Regions from separate parts of the Homo sapiens genome. Here all the other regions are linked to region 3. Evidence: chromatin loops called from intact Hi-C (ENCODE). Cell type or tissue: GM12878. All regions are shown on one strand. Links, peaks and the distances in the headings refer to the core of each region. The heading gives the core; the rest is flanking DNA.

What was found. Hi-C counts contacts between places; a loop is a spot of excess contacts. Peaks named below come from ENCODE experiments on the same cell type or tissue, not always from the same donor. Only the 100,000 strongest peaks of a DNase experiment are listed, where the experiment ranks them.
Region 1: a loop joins it to region 3, with 4 times the contacts of the local background. A loop is called at or near these places in 1 of 110 quality-filtered maps.
Region 2: a loop joins it to region 3, with 6 times the contacts of the local background. A loop is called at or near these places in 1 of 110 quality-filtered maps.

Annotation. Positions count from the first base shown.
Region 1 is chrX:7,258,202-7,265,960 of GRCh38, reverse strand. STS (steroid sulfatase) reads right to left here. Exons shown (of 11, transcript NM_001320752.2): 6 at 6,189-6,612. Among named protein-coding and RNA genes, the nearest start is that of PUDP, 110 kb to the right of the region's middle. In GM12878, for the core only: no CTCF peak of the experiment used is centred there; a DNase peak (open chromatin) is centred at 4,030; H3K27ac peaks cover 536 bases.
Region 2 is chrX:7,055,145-7,062,903 of GRCh38, reverse strand. All of the region lies in intron 3 of PUDP (pseudouridine 5'-phosphatase), which reads left to right. Among named protein-coding and RNA genes, the nearest start is that of STS, 89 kb to the left of the region's middle. RefSeq lists enhancers at 3,580-3,729, 4,534-5,034. In GM12878, for the core only: no CTCF peak of the experiment used is centred there; a DNase peak (open chromatin) is centred at 3,483; H3K4me3 peaks cover 949 bases; H3K27ac peaks cover 1,106 bases.
Region 3 is chrX:6,734,498-6,742,256 of GRCh38, reverse strand. It overlaps a transcript of PUDP not described here. Among named protein-coding and RNA genes, the nearest start is that of VCX3A, 200 kb to the right of the region's middle. In GM12878, for the core only: no CTCF peak of the experiment used is centred there; a DNase peak (open chromatin) is centred at 3,146; H3K27ac peaks cover 1,720 bases.

The sequences.
Region 1 (7,759 bases), core at 1,742-5,741, 520 kb before region 3:
AGACATTGAAAAAATGTTTTATGAACATGGTGGTGTCACCAATGTTAGGATTCTTTGGTAACATATCAAGGCCATTCTCTCAGGACCCTTGGATATTATATTTTGTGAATCAGATAACTAATCTAACACAGATAGACAGCTCTACCCAAGGATGATTGTAACAATGTGCTTTAAATCTTTGTATCTTCAGATAAAGTATGTAAGAAGCTGTTTGTGAATGTACACAGTGTACAAGATGCTAGCATTTTCACTAATATTAACCATGCTGTGAGTGCTCCAATGTGGACAATAGCCATCTACACTAGAATCACCTATTTTAAAGAAAAAATCCTTTTGTTGTAATTCAATAACCATCCCTTCAACTTTGGTGCTGCCAGAACATCTTAAATCTGTAGTTCTAAAAGAAAATCTCAGCTCTCTAATAATTAGAGATAATCAAGATTAACTTGTCAGGCTTCAATATCCTCATGATCAATAAATTTGTTTTGGTCCCCTCTCAAAATTATATACCCATTAAAATGACTTGTAATCATATGAATATTTATATACCTAATAGATTAAATAATTTCTGTCAAAATACATGTCATACAAGGTGATTCACCCTGGAAGCCAAGTATCATTTCTGACTATCCATTGTATAATGGACGCTGTATTAATCTCCACCTTGTCTCGTTTTGAGAGATTTGTGGTAGATGAAGACTGATATAAGGATGTCCAGCTTTCCCAGCAAATTTGATAAACAGCACACTGTTGTTTTCTGCCTTAAATAGGCCCAAGAGCGCCGCTCCATCTTGGAATGGCTGTGCTCCTGTTTATCAAACACAGTAAAGCTCACACACTAGGTAAGAGCATGGTCAATCATGTAGACTGTGACCCATTGATACATCATGAAATTAATTAGTTCCAAAACCAGATTATTACCAAAAAAAAAAAAAAAACAGAATAAAATGGGGTAGAAAATATTAGGGCAATCACCCTAGTAAGAGAAAGATCATTTCCATAAGCTTTTGTTTTAATCACATATCTATGTGCACCTTACTAGATGATGATATAACTGAATGATGTATCTTATAAAGTTCCAAAGCTTTTACATGAGATCACCTGTCAGCATCACCTTCTAGAAAAATCTAGGTGACAAATAACTGCAGTGTTTCTGCACAGTAGCCAAAGCTCATACATGTATATGAAACCCAGTGTTTCTTAGAGTGTCCTATGAAACACCCAGTTTAGAATGTCTTGAGAAGCTTATTAAAATGCTGATGCAAAGTCTCATTTGGAACTACTCTGTGACAGTCCCTAGAGTTCATCTTGGCCATCTTCAGCTGTAATAAGCACCTCTGGGGTTTTCCTTATGCAAAGTCTGAGGTATCACTTGTCTACCCCTGTAGTCCTGGACTCTCCCTTTTCCCTTCTTTGTCTACCTGCAGGAAGTCATAGTGATCCTACATTATACGCCACCATACACTAGGCTAGCAAAGGCCACCCTACAATGTACAGTTCTGAACCAAGCGCCATGCCCAGGAGGCAGGTGGTCAGCCCTGCAATGCCTGCATCTGGCTGTGTGGGCTGACCACGGGCACTAACTCTGCAGTATCTCTGTACAAATAATACTGGAAATAAATGTTCAGGAGTGTGACTGACAGCTTGAAGTCTTCCTTCCTCTCTTAGGAATTGCACGACATCCTTCACCATGCCATTTTGCTGTGAGCAGAATCCGAGAGGTTTCTGCAGTCTCTGGCACCTGGGTAAGACAGGCTGTCAGCATGGGCATGACATGATGGAGCTATGGTTACTCACAGATCCCAATGTTTACCAAGGACAGGCACCCAGACAACAGGCATATTGCCCAAGAACGACTCATAACCCCTCCAGCAAGTGCCTGTCAGCCCAAACCTGTGAAAATCATGACAAATAGCTCATGTCTTACCTGAATTCTGATAGATCTATAAATAGTTGCTTAAAGGACTTTTAGTGGCTATTATCCAACCCTGGGCAGAAAATTCTTTATTCTTTACATTAATACTTGCTGCTGCTGTACATGTATATCTCCTATAGCTTCCCTTGGAAATCAATTTCAATAATTTATCTCTTTGTAAATTAAATACATATGTGTGTAAAGCACACACACACATATATATACACAAACACACACACATATATACACACACATATTTACACATACATATATATATACACACACAAACGCAACACAACACCAAACTATAGATTTTCTTTACTCTATTTTTCTCTGATGAAAATATTAAAATACCAATAAGCAGTATACTTCACATCAATGCTTCAAGTACAGACATGCATCATATAGTGACAGGGATATGTTCTGAGAAATGTATCATTAAGCAATTTCATCATTCTGCAAACATCGTACAGTGCACTTACACAAGCCTAGATGGTATAGCCCACTGCACACCCAGGCTATATGGTAAAGCCTATTACTCCTAGGCTACAAACCTGCACCGCATGTGACTGTACTGAGTACTGCAGGCAACTGCAATGCAATGGCAAGTATTTATCTAGACATATGTACACATAGAAAAGGTACAGGAAAAAATACAGTATAAAAGATACAAACGTGGCCGGGCGTGGTGGCTCATGCCTGTAATCCCAGTACTTCGAGAGGCCGAGGCGGGTGGATCATTTGAGGTCAGGAGTTCGAGACCAGCCTGGTCAACATGGTGAAACCCTGTCTCTATTAAAAATACAAAAATTAGCTGGGCGTGGTGGCACACACCTGTAATCCCAGCTACTTCAGAGGCTGAGGCAGGAGAATCACTGAAACCCGGGAGGGGGAGATTGCAGTGAGCCGAGATCGCACCACTGCACCCCAGCCTGGGCAACAGAGCGAGACTCTATCTCAAAAAAACAAAAAAGATACAAACGTACAGCTGCATAAGGCAGCTCCATTATAATCTCATGGGACTTCTGTCATATACGTGGTCCATTGTTGACCAAAATGTTATTATGCGGTACATGTCTGCAATCCAAATTTTTATAATAAAATAGCCCCTTTAGTTTACACCTATCTATAACCTTGGGCAAATTCCTTCAACCTCCACTCACATAGCTGTAATATCAATTCTTTTTTAAAATTCCAAGGCTGGTGTTGATTTTTCTCCTGGTGTGCCTACCTTTTTTACTTACAAATGTCTGTTAAATATTAATTTGCCTAGAGTCTGCACTAACTAGATGTTTGCTCACATGTTCTTTTATTCTTTTGTTGCAGAGTCTGCCCTTTCTCTCCAGCTGTTCATGAGATTTCCATGGGGCTTTATTAAATGTCAGCAATTTCCAAATGCAGTCCTCTGTTCCAGGTTCACCCAAGCACTGCAACTTTTATCCCTCTGACATACTTAGCTTCTCATAAAATTTCATCTGAAATATTCCTCAGCTTTAAAACAAATTTGAAAATCACTGTTTGCAGTAGGAAAATCACTGCTATATGTTCAGCAAGGCCGTTTCATTTTCTTCTTCCTGAAGACATGGGGAGACTGCCTCTTAGCCCCATGTCAAGTCAGGGTGGAGACATGGGGCCTGGTCTACATGCTGACCCCTGGGTCAGTGAAGTAACAAAAAGCCCCCAAGGGACCCTTCAACTCTTTTCTCCTGTGGACGCTACTGGGAAGGCCATCTATTGAGATGACAGAACCACAAGATATTAGCAACCTGGATCCCTGAGTCTCCTCATGGAGCAAAGCTTCCCTAGAGCATCACCCAACCAGCAATAGATTTTGCATGGGCAAGAAACAAATCTTCAAGTGTTAATCCACTGAGATTTTGTCAGTCTTCACTGACAAAAACAGAAACTGGCAGCAGAAGTTGGATGTTAACCAAAATAAAAACTTAAATTGTGTGGTGCTCCCTCAGCCGTTGGGCAGCTAGTACATAGAATACTCTCTGGAGCCAAGTCCCAGAGGCTGAAACTGAGAATACTTAAAATGACCAATGACCAGTTTATATATTTCACAGTTCAATGACAATTTAGATTTTAACAAAATCTGTCAAAACTGAGAGGCGGTGTGAACTATAAGAACTAATCATTCTATTTGTGTCTCATTTTTAGAAGGAGGAAGTGATACTATCAATTGCAACTTTTGTGTAAGTCACTTCGTAGTCTGTTCAGACACCCAAACCATATGTGGGCTTCTGTCAGAGTTGATGAAACACTTTTGTGATACCAGAGAGATATACTAAAATACACCCTATGATTTATCTATTGCATAATCCGTGATGTTGTGGGTAGCAGGACACTGTTGTACCTCCAGGTGAATGGGTTGCTCCTATGCTGTTTCATAACTGGAAGAAGAGAGTGAGGAGAACCACTGCCCATTCCCAACCTCCAGTAAAGCATCAACTCCAGGCACACAAGATCTGGACAGAGGAACACAACATCTTCCATGTGAGGAAATGACAACATAATTTTCATAGAGTACGTTACCTTTTACCTTTCTCACCAGCCCTAACTTATGTAGCTTCCACATACCTTAACTATGTATTCTCTTCTTAGGCTGAGCATATTTGCTTGTTTTTAAATTAAATCCCTAATATAGTTTCCCTTCATCACAATAACTTCCTTTTCATTGTCATTCATTGTTCAATCCAGAGATTGATTTTACAATTTTGTGTCATGCAATTAATTGGATGACAAACCAATATTACCTATATTTCCTCTGTCTCCTTTATAATTTTTAAATCACCCTCCCAACTCTCTTTTACATCTCTCATAGAGTTTAAGTCACCATAAAGACCAAACGTCTGATTTTCAGATGAACTTTCCATTTCTCTTTAGAGTCCTGTTCTCCACAGTTACAAGTGGAACAAAATACTTTTATTTGCTTGTTTTGAATAGCAAGTGTTTTTGACATAGCCTCTATATAATATCTACTTAATTATATCTACTTATGCTCTCTATATTATGTATTATAATATAGATATATATTATACCTACCTATGTAATTCAGGAATGCTGTCTGCTCCACTGTTGATGGTTATTCCATTTACAGATTGCAATCCCCAAAACTATAAACTCAATGGGACCTGACAGACCCAAGAGACATCATTCACTTCACCCAGTTTACTCACAGAGGTTTTTGTTTTGTTTTGTTTGCTCAGAGATTAATCCAAAATATTTTGGATCTTTCCACATTGTTTATATCACAAGGACAACCTATAAACTAAACATAAGCCATTATCTTGCCTCTCTTGATGGCCACATTTGAAAATTAAAGACCAGTGGGGCTGGGTACTGTGGCTCACACCTGTAATCCCAGCACTTTGGGAGGCCGAGGTGGGTGGATCACCTGAGGTCAGGAGTTCAAAATGCAGACTGACCAAGTTTGTGAAACCCTGTCTCTACTAAAAATAGAAAAAAAATTAGCCAGGCATGGTGGCAGGCACCTGTAATCCCAGCTACTCAGAAGGCTAAGGCAGGAGAATCACTTGAACCTGGGAGGTGGAGGTTGCAGTGAGCCAAGATCGCACCACTTGCACTCCAGCCTGGGCGACACAGAGAGATTCCCTCTCAAACAAACAAACAAACAAAAAACCAGTGGGATATCTGACACCTCCTTTGTCATCAGCAGACATTAATTTGCCATGGGCCTTTCCAGCCCAGGATGTGGGGAATGTTGGCAAAGAGACTCTAAGGAGAGCACACTGCATTGCAATACCTTTCTAAGGCCATTAAACATGTGCTATGGCGAGCTCTGGCTGAAGAAATGTGTTAGGCATGGAAGGGAAAATGTGGCTAGCATAATAACCCTACCAGTTCTGGCTGGGCGTGGTGGCTCACGCCTGTAATCCCAGCACTTTGGGAGGCCGAGGCGGGCGGATCACGAGGTCAAGAGATCGAGACCATCCTGGCTAACACGGTGAAACCCCGTCTCTACTAAAAATACAAAAAATTAGCCAGGTGTGGTGGCGGGCGCCTATAGTTCCAGCTACTCAGGAGGCTGAGGCAGGAGAATGGCGTGAACTCGGGAGGCAGAGCTTGCAGTGAGCCGAGATCACGCCACTGCACTCCAGCCTGGGCGACAGAGCAAGACTCTGTCTCAAAAAAACGAACAAACCACAAACAACAACAACAACAAAACCCTGTTGGTTCTTCCACCTCCACGAGAAATAACCCAGAATGTTTTTTAACAGGCAGCATCAGAGGACAAGGCAATACCCACCGCTGTATGAACTGGGCCGCCTCCACCGTTAGCCTCTGGGTGAGATTGTCATAGGACATGGGCTGCTGAATGATCTCGTAGTTCCTCATCATGAAGCAGTTCAGGGGCCGGAAGTAATGAAGGAAGCCCAAGAAAAGGGTCAGGATTAGGGCTGCTAGGAAGAGAAGGCTGAAAAAAACGCCTAGAGGCACGTGGAGTAGCCCCAGACAATTGAGTGCAGCAAGGGTAAGGAGGGTGACCCCGACGATCTGCAGGGGGAGGAAGACCAGCCTCTTGAAGCCCGTGGTGAAGACACTGCCCTCTCCGGGCTTGCAGTCTCTCAGATTGGTCAAAGAGATCCCATAGAAATAATTGAAGCCGTGATGTAAAGGGTGGTGACAGAAGTCAGTCTTGCTGTGACAGCTCATCCCAAGGTGCCATTTCCCTGAGAAGACAAATGGGGGATCACTTCAGTCCCAATAAACACCCTGATTCCAATCCAAGCTTCTGTTCCTACATGCTGAAAAGGAGGTTCTTTCTGACTATTTCATGAAGCTAGCCTTCCCGCTCATAGGACCCTAGAATTTTTCACTTTTTTTTCCCCACAAACGCTAAGGTATTACCTACTCACTCTACCAGAAAATAAGAACTAATTTAGCGATTCCAACAAAACAAAACAAAAAAACAAACAAAATCTCAACCAGATAAAAATCCTCTACTCACTCTACCAAGAAATAAGAACTAATTTAGTGATTTCAACAAAACAACACAAAACAACAACAAAAAACCCCAATCAGATAAAAATCCAAAAAGAAAACTAGCTAATATCTTTAATAGGCAGGAAACCACACTCTACAGAAAAATACAAGTTTGTTTTTTTTTTTTTCTTTTTCCTGGTCAGATGCTTTTCTGAGACAGGCCCTTAAAATTAAAGTTTTAGAAGCAACTTAATTTTGTTCCTTGAATGTTAAAAGTGGAAACGAATCCTTACTTCAGAACCTACCCCTGAGGCATGAGGAAATCACACTCAGTAACTCAGCAATTATTTTAAGCACCTCTGAAAATTTCTTATAAAATGTTAATTAGATCACTAAATTAATGAGTGCCTCACAAAAGAAAAAAATGATAGTTTTTTAACAAGATGTTGGAAGAAAGAAAAGGGTCATTTTGCTCCTCTGAGATTTGCTAGGATTCATTTTATGGCCTGCTTAGATTCAAGCTCTTCATGCAAAAAGGAAGGTGTCAACCCTATCTACATGATAAAATCAGTGGGTGTGTCAACCAAGACAAATTCTGACATAATTTTATATTGGAAAGTAAAATGAAAATCTTTATCAATAGCATGGTGTGAATAGTTTTGTATATTCTTTCTATGTATATGTCTATCTTTCATTTGTTCCATCTATCATCTATTTCATCCATCCAATTGCCTCATTATCTATCTATCCATCCTATGTAATCTTTGTCTCTCTCCCTGCATCTATTTATATATAACATCTATCTATCTATCTATCTATCTATCTATCCAACCATCTATCATATCTATCATCATCTATTTCATCCATCCATCCATCTACCCCATCTATCTCATC
Region 2 (7,759 bases), core at 1,742-5,741, 320 kb before region 3:
AAAAAAAAAAAAAAAATTAAGCAGTCATGCTCTCGAATAATCTTACTAGACATAAACAATACTGCTAGGGTAGGGGGGCACTGCCTTTAACAATGGTCAGAGTTTCTTGGTAAATCAGTGGTTTTGCTTCTTTGATGTTTCTAAAACACTGATATGCCCAGTTGCCCTGCTCTGACCTCATCTCACCCTCCCCAGCTTCCCTCCCCACCCACCTCGTAAAGCACAGACCTCTCAGCCTGACCCCTTGCTCCCTACCTCACTCATTACTTCTGGTTTCCTTTTGGGGCCTTGTCTTCTGCCTGCCCCCAGTACAATGTTTATTTTTCTGCATGTCCATCTCATCCTGACAAGCCTCTCCACACTGGAGTGCAGCCAGTAGCTGTCTCTGCTAAGCTCTTCCCTCTGCCTGCATTTCTCACCCCACACACACCTTCCATTTCCCAGTGGCTACATACATCATGTGCGATTATGCCTGTCTTTCATGACCTGCCTCTGACCAGAAATCCCTGAGTCATCTTCCCTAAACCCACTCCTTCAAATCCACCTTCCAAATCCTGGTGAATGGACTGCTGTCCCTGCTCCAGAGGACTGTGTGCCTCAAACAGGGCTCCCCACAGTGGGCCTGTATTAGCAGGGATTCCCCAGTGCATGTTTCCTGCCTTGGAGACCATGAACTCCAGGGAGGCTGGAGAGCTGTCTGCTCTGCTTTCTGTCTTCTGCCTGCCCAAGACAGTACTTTATGTAGGTGTTAATTTCCTAAAAATATGTCTAACATGCTTGAATTGCTGATAGCTATTGATTAAAGCCCAGCTTCTAATATAAATATGCATTTCTGATGAATCTCACAAAAAAACAGGAAGAAACAAATGCCATTAATTTGCAGTTTATCAATATCCTGGCTAGTAATTGAGATATTTAGTGGCATAGTCACTAGAATATAAGGTGCTAGTCCCAGTCCCAACACGAGCTTGAGTAATTTTAAACTTCATAGTGAATTTTTTGTAACGTCTACAGAATGGATCACCATTATCATAATAATAGCTGATAGCGACGGAGCATGTCCCATCTGCCAAGCACTGGATATCATTGATTCATTCATTTATAAAATTTGAAGTTGGTGGGAGGGCATATTTAAAGACTGCTACCTGGAATAGTGTTATTTGTCAGAGATTCATTTGTTTGTTCTCCACATTCTTCAATATATGAATTATTCCATGCAATTGAACAGCTCCCCAAGTACGTCATAGTTATGAAATGTTGTGTGTTGACTTTGGAAGGTTACAGTTCATTTGTGATCTTCCAGGCAGCGGGGGTGGGGGTGGGGGGATTCTTCTCTGTAGTGAAAGTGTTTTTCTCTGAAATCTTCAGCTACTTTCCTACTCTGTGAAGCCTTCTTCTCCTGGGTCAGTGGGACCCTTCCTTGAGAGTGGTTTCAGTAGGTTCTCCAAAAACTGTTCAACTGAGTAAAATTGAATAGAATAGTCCATGCATTTTGTCCCAAGGTATAAAAATTGGCTTTGGGGAGGTGAAAATGAAACCTTACTTTTTTTTAATGTATCAAGCACCAATACACATACAGAAAAATATAGTGTATCTGTGTTATTATAACATGTTATGGGGATAGACTGTTGGGGAAAAATAACTGGAAAAGCTTTTTTGGGGGTGATCATGAATGAAATGGTTGAGAAACACTGAGTTAGTCATACACAGTATCAGACAAGTACTGTGTCAGTAGCCCCAGTAATTTCCACCCTCAGGCCAGGCCCCACATCCAGCACATTCTCGCTCTTCTCTAGCCCCCACAGCCAGGTCAGTCTTCTAGCCCAGGCTCCATCAGCATCTCAGGTTAGAGAAAGGAAGGCAAGATGCCTTCCACCTCTGTTTTCCAGGATTGAGAATATGCTCACGCCCCTCTCTATCTAAAGGAAAGGAGAGAGGGATGGACCAGGCCCTGTGTTGCCCTCACAGGTGCCCTGGGCGCCATTTTGTCATGAGTGGTCAGCAGAGCCCATTGCCGAGGGGCCTAGGGAGGGTGCCCTCACAGAGCTGGTCCCTTCAGTTCTGAATTAAGCAGTAGCCTCAATGCCATGTAAGCAACCATTCCTGCAAGAGGATAGGCATTTAAGGTGAAATCTGCCTCATCTGTCGTTATTTACAGGTAAGATTCAGAATAGTTCAAGAAAACAAGGCAAATGAATTGCATTTGCATTGACGTGAGTCATGCCACATTCAGCTACTCTTTGTGAAAACGTCCCCAAAATAGATTCCTCGGAGTGCTGCTTTGCGGGACCTTCATCGATTTGCTCTGAAGATAGGTGTCCATGCCTGAGAGGCCTCAGTGAGGTTTCAACTACACAGTTATCCATGGCAGCACTTCTGGAAACATTTCTGTGCTAATTGTACATGGCAGGTCCCCAGTTCCTCATTTAATGGGAGGAATCTCCTTTTTCTGGAAAATTTCTCTGGACTGCTGTGTCACAGAACATTCTAGAAACCCCTTACCTCATGAACATTCTACTACTAGACAATTTAGAATTGAACGTTAATATGGGCATGGGAGGCCAGTGAAAACAACATAAGCCTCACCTGGTACTGCAACACATCTTTGTTTGGGAAACACTGACTTTGCAACCACAGCTATAAACACCGGCTTTTATTTCAGGAGTCAGCAGTTACTATATTTGCAGGAAGGAGAACTGAGGGCATCCCTGTGAAAACCAGAAAATAAATCCATCCTGAAGGGCATTGGCTTTGTAGGCCTCTCATCCCCTGTTGAGTAGGTTGCTGGGCCATGCACAACGGGTGTCAGTATGGAAAGGACCAAGGAGAGGACCGAAGAGAGGCCTCTGCATTGCCAGCTGCCACGTGCTCACCACACAGACAGCTCATTGGCTCATCCACCAGCTCATTTAATCACGAAGTCTTTTAATCCCCTCCAGGTCCAATGAATTCCTTAGGCTTTTTTCTCTGTGTTTATCAGTTCCCATTATAAATGGCAGCTTCTTCTACATGGCACATTTGGAGATGACATGGAAAAATCACTCACACAGGCCAGCAAAGGCACTCTCTTTATGCTGTGATAATCCTGTTTGGGGAAGCCCCCTCTGTAGCTTCTCTCAAAAGCAGGCAAACATCGCTGTGCTTTTGCTGTCCTGACAATGTGTGGAGTCATATTATACAGCAAGCATACCACAAGCAAGTCACATCTAAGGCACCTAAATGTGGTTTTTCCATAACGAAAGTGCTGTTGAAAATAAACACAACTTGCTGCTCTACAGGTTAGAGCATTTTAATCCCGTACATGGCTAATCTTCCCGAGTCTGTCTGAAGTCATAATGTCCCTCTAAACACACAAAACCGATAGGGGCCTCCCGTCACACTTGCGGATCATGAGTCTCATGCAGAAGGCTACGTAAGATGAATTGATTTCACATGTTTTACTCAGAGGATGTGGAAAAAGAAAATGATTCTAGTGACCATCTAGAAACTTGCGGTTTGTTTTTGACTTTAAGACAGTCAGCACCTTTCAGGGCCTTGCTGGGTTTTCACTGGTTTCTGACAGATTGGTGGACGCGGCATCTGTACCATTAAAAGAGGAAATCAGGAAGGTTTTTTGAGCTGTCTTGAAGTCTTTTGCTCACCACTTAATTTACATACATACACTTTAATATGCATGCTAAGAGTGCCCGTAATGTACTTTTATTGAGTAAAATGACACAGAGAGAATTCGTTAGGAAGCTTTCCTGCCCACCCCCCAACCAAGTCGTTAAATAACTTTTTCAAAGGCTGTTCTCTATAGGAGAAGGAATCAATTTAGGGGTGTAGTTCATTCATTTACCTAGCTTGTAACTCTAAAGGGTTTTGTTATAAACATGTTTATATCAATAATGGTTTTATAGTTTGATTTTCAGAGCACTATCGATTCAGTAAAACAGTAGCTCTGCGGTGCACAAGGGATACTGACCTCCACCTCAGCACTATTACTTAGAGGAATGCAGCACCATATGTAGCTTACTAGTAGGTAGGTGGATGTTTGGATGAAGGAAGGGAGAGCAGGAGGAAGGGAGGGATGGATAGATTGATAAATAGGGATGGATGGACAGATGGATGGATTGATGAATAATATAAACAAAAGTACTAATTAATAACAAAATACACACATACCTCAGCAGTCATTTTGACAGCAGTACTTAAAAGTTTCATGTTTAAACAAACATCTAATAGTGTATATGTATCCAACATGACAACATTGTGGTACTTATTTACAGATCACTGTCTGACAAGGAACATGAAGTCAAACAGAACTTAAACCTTAGATATGAGCACTGCCAATCAAAATTAAAAACAAAGTTTAAGGCCCCCTTGAAGTTTTGATGTCTCACCATGTGAAAATTGAACTTCATATTACAAAATTAATGCATAGGAAAAAACCTCCTATGAAAAAGCCTGGTTTTGGTGATGAGATTCAGATCATACATGGCTTTATAATTGATGAATAGTTGTGAGCAGCTGCTGTACTTTCTGTGCTTCCATGTAATTCCAGGACCGCTTCTGGGAGCCCTGAAAGTACCCTTCAGTGACTTCCTTCCAAATGTTGTATTTCACTAAGCAAAAGGGAAAGCTTTATTCCTTAGAGATGATATAGTAATATTTGGAAAGCTCACTAGTTCCAATGAAGCACATAATTTAAAACAGACACATCATAGTTTAAAAGGTAAAATCGGTTACGAAATGTGATCCCAAGTAGGCACGGGCAGCACTCTGCCTGTGGCCTGGAGGAGGTCCCGGTGTGCAGGATTGGAAAGGGGCTGGCTCCTTCCCTGCTGTGACTGTTCTGTCTGCTTCCCGATGGGACGTGCTGTTGATCCCAGCTGCTGAGAAGAAATGGTGGGCAAGTGCCACGGGGACAGGATTTGCAGCAGGGAGGAGCCAAAGGTGGAAGCATCACCGGGAAGTGAGACCTGGGGAGGAACACGAGAGCATCACAAGCCGCGGGCCCTTCTCCTTCCCTCTTGAAAACCTAACCTAGCTCCTGACACTGCCTCCTACTGTGTTCCCTTCCTGCCCAAACTGTACCTAGAGCTCCATCCATAGACCTCGTCTGCTCACCGCACAGAAATGCCAGGGCTGCCGGGATCCCTTCTCAGCGCTCCTCCTTCTGTGTAATCAACTGCTTCTCTGCTCTGATGACACCTGACCGCACCTCCAGCTCACAGCCACAGTGCATGGAGACCCCGAGCCTTCTACTTGGGTGTCCCACGATGGCCTCAAACCCAACTTGTCACAAAAGCTACCTCTCCTTCCTGCCACCAAAATGGCGGCCCCAAGACCCACCACATCAGAAACATGAGAATCAGCTTCTCCATCAGGCTTAACATCCCAGGTATCATCCAGTTCCCTATTGCTTCTCAGTTTTTCCTCTAATCCCATCCATTTTTATTCATTGCTCTTGTGTTTGGACTGTTTCCCTCCCCCAATTCAGATGCTGAAATCCTCACCCCCAGTGTAATGCGTTAGGGGGAGACCAGGGAGCCAGAGACCACGCTGGCTCCCTGATCTCACACCGCCTGGCCCCAGACCTATGGGAAATCCCTGTCTGGGGTTTAAGCCACCCAGTCTGTGGTATTTTCTTACAGTAACCTGAAGGGACTAAGACACCCTGCTGCTGTCAGACAAAGATACTCTTATGTGCAACTTGCTAGTTATAAAATGGAACTTTTAAGCTATATGATATTTGTCTTTTAAGAAATTAAAGTACAAGGACTTTTTAAGTCCCCTGGACAGAGACCATCCCCAGGTCGCTGCTGCGCTTCAACATCGTTGGAGAAGTCAGTTCATCACCTCCAAGTGATAAGCCGCCAAGGTGCTTCACCTCCCTTGTCGTTGGAAATGTCATGCTCCCTAAATTAAATCCCTCAAGCTACAGTTTAATTAAGCTCATCTCCTCGCCTGGAGATGGAAATCAGATATATTTTAGCCTTCAGCTGGGTAGAGTGAAAAGAACATTGGATTCTGCAGACCTGGATTCTATTCAAGAGTTCTGTCTTCCGCCTGACTGCATGACCTCCAGCTTGCCTCTGAACTTCCCTTGCACTAAGCAGAGGAGATGCTGCATTTGCTCTGTCTATTCCCTAGCGCTGACTTTCCATGGCCCCTTTGTGGCTCTAAGTCCTGTACCCAGGACACCTCCACCATCTTCACTAATTTAGCAGACGTTCATCAGTGCTCACGATTTGCCATGGCATCCTGGGAAGGTGCGTGAAAACTGGGCCCTGCCTAGTTACAGCCGATATGTAGGCTGTACAAGCTGCGTCAAGAATATTCTTGACCAGATACTTCCTTGAAGATGTGGAAGTCAGCCTTAGAAGGTCCACTAAATACACTACAAAATGATCACAAAATTAATTAAAATCATATAGAATATGCATGCATACACACACATCCATGTGCATGTCCTGACACAGAGATGATATGTGGGGTGAAGGAGGGAGATTTCAGGGTAGGCCGCAGGCCTGCCGGGAGCATGTGCAGGTGGCAGCGCCATCCCCTGGACCAAACCCCAGTTCTCCGGCTTCACTGAAGGTGCAGGAGCCCTGCTAGAAAAGAGAAGGGAGCCGTGGGCACTTCCACCTTCCCTGTCCCTGGCCACCACCCTCAAAGGAGCAACCCACCAAGTCCGTGCAGAGAAAAGTCAGTCTGCCTCCACTCCCCACTTGCAGAGGCTGAAGTCCCTTGGCTTAGAGAGAAAAGTTTCTTTCTACAGATGCAAACATACGAATCCATGATTCACTGTATGGGTGGTGGTATGAATGAGTTTTAGGTCAAGTGTAATTGGTCAGTCATGGTGGGACAGGAAGGGCTGCCCCCTAAGTGAAAACATGAGGTGCTTAAAAGGAAGCATGAGAGCCAGGTGCTTAAAAGGAAGCATGAGAGCCAGGTGCTTAAAAGGAAGCATGAGAGCCAAGTTCAGTCAGGGTGAACCTCCTTTCCCTGTAGCTGGGTGTGGCAGACGGAAACTGTGTTGAGATATTTCTGCCTTCGAAGATAAGAAACATACTTCTTCCTTAATTTTATTTGTGCAAAATATAAACTGTATTTAGCTTATATTCTTCTTTCTTTTTTTGATGCTTAAGTCCTGTGATTACCAGACACAGTTGTTCCAAGATAGCTTTTAAGGATTTATTCTTAAATCCTTAAGTTTCAGTAGACAGACAGCCATGCTGTGAACATTCTTTAAATGGTTAGGCTTTTAGATACCAGGTACTTTTCTTGTAGGTGTGGTCCTATTTACAAGTGCATTAGATCTTTGGGTGTAACGAAGTCTAAAGACGACATAAAAATCTTTTGGGGCTGGGCACGGTGGGTCACGCCTGTAATCCCAGCACTCTGAGAGGCCGAGATGGGTGGATCAGTTGAGGTCAAGAGTTCAAGACCAGCCTGGCCAACATGGCGAAACCCCATCTCTATTAAAAATACAAAAAAAAATTAGCCGAGTGTGGTGGTGCATGCCTGTAATCCCAGCTACTCGAGAGGCTGAGGCAGGAGAATTGCTTGAACCCGGGAGGTGGAGGTTGCAGTGAGCTAAGATCTTGCCATTGCACTCCAGCCTGGGTGACAGAGCCAGATTATGTCTCAAAAAACAACAAAAAAAAAAGAAAATAAATAAACCTTTTGGGACATTTTTAATAGGTGCTTCAGGACACAGTAGTTGTTCTGCTTTATAATTCTACTGTTTCTAGGGGAAAAAAACCAAACCAAC
Region 3 (7,759 bases), core at 1,323-5,322:
ATGTCTGAATCCAGAAAAGGGTTTTGAGAGTTAATTCAGTAAATCCAGTTATATCATTTCCCTGTTATTTATCCAGAATCCTCCAACTATACACATTAAAAAAGAGGGAAGGCCGGGCCTGGTGGCTCACATCCCAGCACTTTGAGAGTCCGAGGCGGGCAGATCACTTGAGGTCAGGAGTTCAAGAGCAGCCTGGCCAGTATGGTGAAACCCTGTCTCTACAAAAGTAGCAAATTAGCCAGGCGTGGTGCCATGTGCCTGTAATCCCAGCTACTCGGGAGGCTGAGGCATGAGAGTAGCTTGAACCTGGGAGATGGAGGTTACAGTGAACCGAGATTGCACCACTGCACTCCAGCCTGGGCGACAGAGTGAGACTCCATCAAAGAAAGAAAGAAAGAAAGAAAAAGAAAGAAAGAAAGAAAGAAAGAGAGAGAGAGAGAGAGAGAGAGATTTAAAAAGAGAGAAATCTTTATACAAGCATGTAGTATTCTACTTTGAGGAGAAAAAATGGCATAAAAATGAGTTGATATTAGGAATTTACTTGTATGTAACTTTCCAGGATGTATCATGAAATCAGTCAATCAACTTATCTACCTACCTATACCTATCTACCTCCCTCCCTCCCTATCTACCTACCTACCTATGTATACCTATGTATCTCTCTACATATGTCTATATCTGTTTTTACCTATCTATTCATCCACCATCTATCTCTATATATCCCTCTATATATCTATATCTATCTTATCTATGTATATTCATGTGTGCCTATGTATGTCTATATGTATAAATGTGTGTATATATGTATATATGCATATACAGACACATCAGTTTCGATTAAATTCACATACAAAGATATATTGAATTCCTATTGACTTCCTATAGATGCATTCATTTACATATGCAACAGTTGCCATATGTATGCATGTGTGAATCCATTGTGGGAATGTAAACTAACACGTTTGAAGTCACATAGATAATTCTCAAAAACTGTGTTGGAATTTGTCAATTTTCCACTGGCTTAGAGCTGCAGAGGAAAACTAAGACTTGGAGGTACAAACAATTTCAGTCTCTGCCGAGTTTTTTTTTTTTTTTTGGAGATGGAGTCTTAACTCTGTCGCCCAGGCTAGAGTGCAGTGGTGCGATCTTGGCTCACTGCAACATCTACCTCCCAGGTTCAAGCAATTCTGCTGCCTCAGCCTCCAGAGTAACTGAGATTACAGGTGTGCCCCACCACGCCCGGGTAGTTTTTGTATTATTAGTAGAGATGGGGTTTCACCATGTTGGCCAGGTTGGTCTCGAACTCCTGACGTCAGGTGATCTGCCCACCTCAGCCTCCCAAACTGCTGGGATTACAGGCGTGAGCCACCGCACCTGGCCTCTGCCAAGTTTTTAAATTAAAATGGCAATTATTCTATCAAGTGCATGTAAGTTTATTGTATTAGAACTCGTTGATAAGATGTCGTGAAAGTGTGGGATGAGGAGCACGAGAGGGTGTATCATTATCAGCCCTCTTGGTATTACTGACATGACATTTCAATGAATGCACTCACTTGGGCTCAACATGTGGCCTCTGGGCCTTCTCAGGGATCTCTGCAGTGGGTTCCAATTATTAATAAGGCTATTATTTAAATTTAATGTATGATCTTATGTTGGAAAAGGAAAAAGTGATTACAATACTGACAGGCACGCAAAAACAGATTCTTTAAATTTGCAAAAACCTTACTCTTAGGGACATCTCTAATGGTCCTTGAGCTTTATAAAATCTGATAAAAATAAATTTAATATTGAAGTGAAAAATCTGGAATAATTCAGAAACAACTCTATAAAATAGGTATCCTTAATTGTTAAAAATATAATCTTTTGTCTCCCTAGTTAAAGGTCCAACCATGTGTACAAAGAAGTGTCTATTCCATGACAACAGATTTTTGATCAATTATTTTCCCAATGGGAGAATGCTAATTACCAAGTTATCCTTTGGGAAAATACCAAATACCAAATAAAATACCAGATAAATAAAATAAAATAACAAACACCAGTGCTGCATTTCACAAAAATTATTACTTGGAAAACCAATTCCATGGAATGCAGGGTGACCACCCACCCCACAATACGGAAAGTTGCCAGGATATAGGACTTTCACTCCTGAAATTGTGACAGTATTGGGCAAACCAGGATGAGTTGATCACCCTAAAGGAATAGGGAATAGTAAAAATTACCCTGCTAAAGGTGTCTATGATCAAACATGACAGAGACATTCTGCGATAAATAAAATTTGACCATTGTCTTTACTGTAACCATTCACAAAATCTTAGTAGGCTAATAAATAAATGAGAAGAGCATCAGTTGGGCACTGCCTATTCCCAGGTTCTAGAAACTAAAATACTACTCCAAAAATAGCCAGGTATTAAATTTTAGCTCAGGTTCCATCCCTCTTGGAACATGAAGACAAGCTCAAAGTTTTACAGTAAAACTCCCTTGAAGATCAACAGATGAAGGAGGAAATATTTGGAGAAGAGAGGGAATATTTGTGCCTCTATCTAAATCACATAGTGGAAATTATTTGTAAGTTCATTCATTTTTTCTTTATCCTACTGTTCTCTTTCTAGGGCTTCTCAGCCTTGACACTATTGACATCAGGGGCTGGACCATTATTGTGGAGGGCAGTCCTATACTTTGTAGGATGTTAAGTGGCATCTCTGGCCTCTGCCCAACAAATGCTAGCAGCACCCCCGACACACACACTCTGCCATTTCCAGTTGCGACAACCAAAAATGTCCTCAGACATGGCCAAATGTCCCTGGAGAGGAGCAATGTTACTCCGAATTGATAACCTATTTGAGCCAGTCTGAAAAATAAGGTCCCACAAACAGAGAAGCAAGCTCAGGAAGCGGTTACTCAGAAAAGCAAACCCCTTTCAGGAAATTGTCCTTGATGGCTTCTAGGTCACTGCAGCTTCCTAAGGGATGCCATGTGACTGTTGAGAGTGGAAGTGTTCCTATCATCCATGTGCACGATTTCAGCAAAAAGCAGGCCCTTCCGTGAACCATTTTCGAAACCTTGAAGAAACAGACATTGGTGTTCAACCGCAACACCTGGCGTGTGAATGTGGCTCTATCAGATGATTAACTTAGCTCTCACAAACACAATTCAGGAAGGAAAAGAACATGCAAATAGTTGTTCTCATCACTCTCAAAAACTGCTAATTGTCCCCCTCACTAGCTACTAGAGGCACTCAGGGCTGCAGGAAATGGTGACTCAACGCAGGTGTTTGTACTCTATCTCTCTCTTCCTCTATTTCTTTGCTGTCTTCCCATGCGACCTTCAATTTGTCAATTAAATTCAAAAGCACCGAAAAAAAGAGGAAAGGCATTTAAAAATGTCTGGCAATGATTAATGAACCCATCAATGCAGTAATCAAATTCCCTGGGTTTGAGGCAGGTTTTCTCATTCTCAACTTTGACATTTGAGGGTTTGGGGTAGGTTTTCTCAACTTTGACATTTGAGGGTGAAGTCATTCTCTGTGGTAGGGGCTGTGCTGTGCATTGTCGGGTACTGAGTAACATCCCTGGTCTCTACCCAACAGATGCTAACTGGGTTATTGCAACCCAAAATGTCTCCAGACATGGCCAAATGTCCCTAGGGAAAGAATAATCCCTGTAGAGTATCACTAGTTTATGGGATAAAGATGAAGAGAAAATGGACAGTTGCTCAAAACATTTAGGAAAAATCTAAGGGTAACTTTCAAAAATACATATGCCTGGATTCCACGCTTGGAGACTTAGAAGTCATTGGTGTGGGATTCAGCTGGGGTACAGGATTCTTTAAGCCTCCCCAGGTGGTTCTAAGGTGCAGACAGAGTTGGGAACTACTCATCTAGAAAAGAAGACAATAATGACCAGAGTTCCAATAAAGCTTCACAACACTTCTCAGAAATCGACACGCATGGCACCAACAGATTCCATTACATTGTTGCCCATCATCCATGATGGTTTTGTAAGCTGTAGAATTGTCCTCAGTTCTAGAAACTGTGTGTGTTTCTGAGTGTCTAAGAACTCTTGTACATGGACTAAATTAGATGATGTGGACTGGGGGACCAACCACACCCCCTGGGATATGAGAAACCAAGAGTTGCATCAAGCACTGCCTGCACCTGCATCTGCTAGCATTGTCCAAGGTTTTCTAGGGTGCCATGATGGCATCTTCATCTACTCCTTTTTTTTCATATCCAGTTCATTAAGTCCTGCCTGTTGAACTTTAAAAACATATCCAGAATATGACCTCTTCTCATTAATCTCATCATGACCTTCTAGAAACTGCTACCATTGGGTCTTTCAGGATAATAGTAATACTATTTGTATTTTTTGCTTCAGTGCTCGCATCGACAGCACAAAGCCCTCAAGGTTATTCTAAACCCAGTTGATGGAGTAATCCTTTTAAAATAGGAGACAAAGTTGTGCCAACCTCCCAACCTGGAAACAGGAAATGGGGTGGGTGGTGCTGCTGGCATTTTTGGGCAGAGACCAGGGATACTTCTCAATATCCTACGATACCCCTCTCCTGCATCCTAAAATTTGAGAACCTTGCAGTGACATGCAAAGATGGGTCCCCGCCATCACTTCTGTGGCCCCACCTCCTACTACTCTCCCTCCCTCCCTCCCTCATCCATGGCCACTCTGGGTGCCTAGGGCATTCCAGGAATGCTCCTCCTTCAGGGTCCTAATACCTGCTGCTCACTCTCACTGCAAAGCTCTCCCAGAGTTATTACCAGGTTCTAGAAACAATCCCCTCCCCTCCCTTCTTGAGGTCTTTGCTCAAACGTTGCCTTCTCAGAGCAGTCTTCTCTCACCACTTTATCTAAATTGCAACTCCCTACCCCAAGCACTAGCTACTCCCCTCTAATGTTCTTCATAATATTTCTTGCCAACTGTATTTGCTTTCTCGGGCTGCTTTAGCAAATCAGCACAAACTGCATGGTTTAAAACCAACAGAAATGTATTTCTTCATAGGTCTGGAGGCCAGAGTCTGAAATCAAGAACAGATGAGCTGCCTTCGAAGCCTCTAGGGGAGGATCCTTCCTTATCTCGTGCAGCTTTTGGTGGTAGCTGGCCTTCCTTTGCTTGAATCTAAATCTTCCTTTAGCCTGAATCCCATCTTGAAGATCAGCACAGCACACAGATCTTTTTTCTCTACATTGTCTCGTCCTCTGTGTGTGACAGATGTCTCTCTGCCTCCTCTTTTTTAAAAAAACTGTTATTTTAGGTTCAGGGTTACAGGTGCAGGTATGTTTAGGAAAATTGTGAGTTTCAGGTGTTTTGTATACAGATTATTTCATCATGCAAGTAATCAGCATAGTACCTGATAAGTGGTTTTTGAATCTTCACCCTCCTCCCACTGTCCACCCTCAAGTAGGCCCCAGTGTCTATTTCTCCTTTTTTTTGTGTCTATCTGTCCTCAATGTTTAGCTCCACTTATAACTGAGAATGTACAGTTATTGGTTTTCTGTTCCTGTGTTACTTCACTTAGGATCATGGCCTCCAGCTCCATCCATGTTGGTGCAATGGACATGATCTCATCCTTTTTTATGGACGCATAGTATTCCAGGGTGCATATGAACCATGCTTTCTTTATCCAGTCTACCAGTGATGGATATGTAGGTTGATTCCATGTCTTTGCTATTGTGAACTGCGCTGCAATGAACATATGTGTGCATATGTCTTTATGGTAGAATGATTTATTTTCTTTGGCTATATGTGCAATAATATCTGCTTTCTTCTTGTAAGGATACACATGATTATATTAGGGCCCACCTGGATAATTCCATTACCTCAAAATCCATAATTGCATTTTTCATATAAAGTATGAAAGAGCCTGTTTCATATAAAGTAACCTTTCCTGGTTCCAGGTATTAGGACCTGATATCTTTGGGGATAGGAGGGCATTATTCAGTCTACTAGACCACTTATTTATTTTTCATATTGATTGTTCATTGTATCTTCCCTCAGTATAATACAAAATTCACTGAGGATACGAGTTTAAATTTTTTCTTATTCTTTCACTATATTTCTCATCTAGAATATACTAGAAGCTCAATAAAGTTTTCAATGTTTTTTTTTCTTGAATGAAGGAATGAACATTTACAAATGAAGTGTGTCGTTATTGGTTTAGAAATACCTTAATGGAGTAGATTTTTTTTCCTTTTCTTGCTTCTTTTTTTTTTTTTTGAGACAAAGTCTTGATCAGTTGCTTCAGTGCAGTGGCATGATCATGGCTTACTGCAGCCTCAATCTCCCAGGCTCAAGTCATTCTCCCACCTCAACACCCTGAGTATCTGGGAAAACAGGTGCATGCCACCCTGCCCAACTAATTTTTTTTTTTAATTTTTAGTAGAGATGAGGTCCTACTATGTTGCCGAGGCTGGTCTCAAATTCCTAAGCTCAAGCAATCCTCCCTATTTGGCCTCCCTATTTGGAAAGCTGTACACATCAAGTGTGTAAATGGAGTGTGAACAACACTATTGTAAAAGTATAAAGCAGTGCATGGAACAGATTAAAAGATTAATTCAAGAGAGGGATGAATTACTACAAGGTGGAGGGGAGTGAAGGTTGGTTGCAAAAGTATACACAGGAGACTGCAGTTGTTAGTAATATTTTATTTCTTCACTTAAGTGGGTAGATCATTATGTGAAACATTGTAGCTTCTATGTCTGAATTTATTTCTATGTGATACTTATGTAAAATAAGTAAATACACAAAGAGAGAAAGGTATGCAAAAATAAGTATATTTTGTTTCTATGGAGGTTTTATCTTTTCTGCTTTCCTCAGCATTTTTAATGACCTCATAACATTTTTTTTTTTATGTTGAGGCAAAACGTTTTCCTTCACTTTGCAGTGTCCGAGGTGGTTGGTCACTGAAAACATCTGGAGAAGAGGGCAGTGTGGACAGATCTGTGTCCCAAGTGTAGATGGTCTCAGCCCAACACTACCTGAACCATGGAAACATATTTTTATCTCTTTAACAGAATGCAATCTTAACTTGGTTAAAAAGAAACCAGCCTGCCCTGAGTAAAACTGGGCCTCTGAGAACCATGAAGTGTTGTGAGGAGTACAGGAAAAGTTCATGATATGCACCAGCTTCCTGAATATCACTGGCTCACATAGCAAAGTCATTGATAAGCAAGAGGTTAAATGAATTATTTTGATGTAGAACAGATTGTGGTTGGGAGCACTTGAATACTATGTAACCAGTCGGATCCAGCAGGCATTCTGTATTAATATGATTCATTCATTTGTAAATTGCTTGCAATGCATATTCCAGCTTTGTATTGATAAACCGCAAGCATCAGGCCTCCTATACGTAATTTGTCTGTGCACCTGATTCTCGTAAATCCAAGAGAAGCCCCCAAACACATGGCCTTTGCTAGCACTCCACTGCTGCAAAATCTAAGGCAACATTCTTTAATTTTTGTTTAATTATTATTATTATTAGAGACAGGGTCTCACTGTGTAGCCCAGGATGGTCTCACTGTGTAGCAGGGTGTGACCATGGCTCACTGCAGCTTCAAAATTCTAGGCTCAAGCAATCCTCCCACCTCAGCCTGCTGAGTAGCTGGGACTACAGGCGCACACCACTAATTTTTTTCATTTTGTAGAAATAGGGTCTTGCTACATTGCCCAGACTCATCTTCAACTCCTGGGCTCAAGCGATCCTTCCTCCTCGGCCTCCCAAAGCACTGGGATTACAGGCGTGAGCCAGCCCA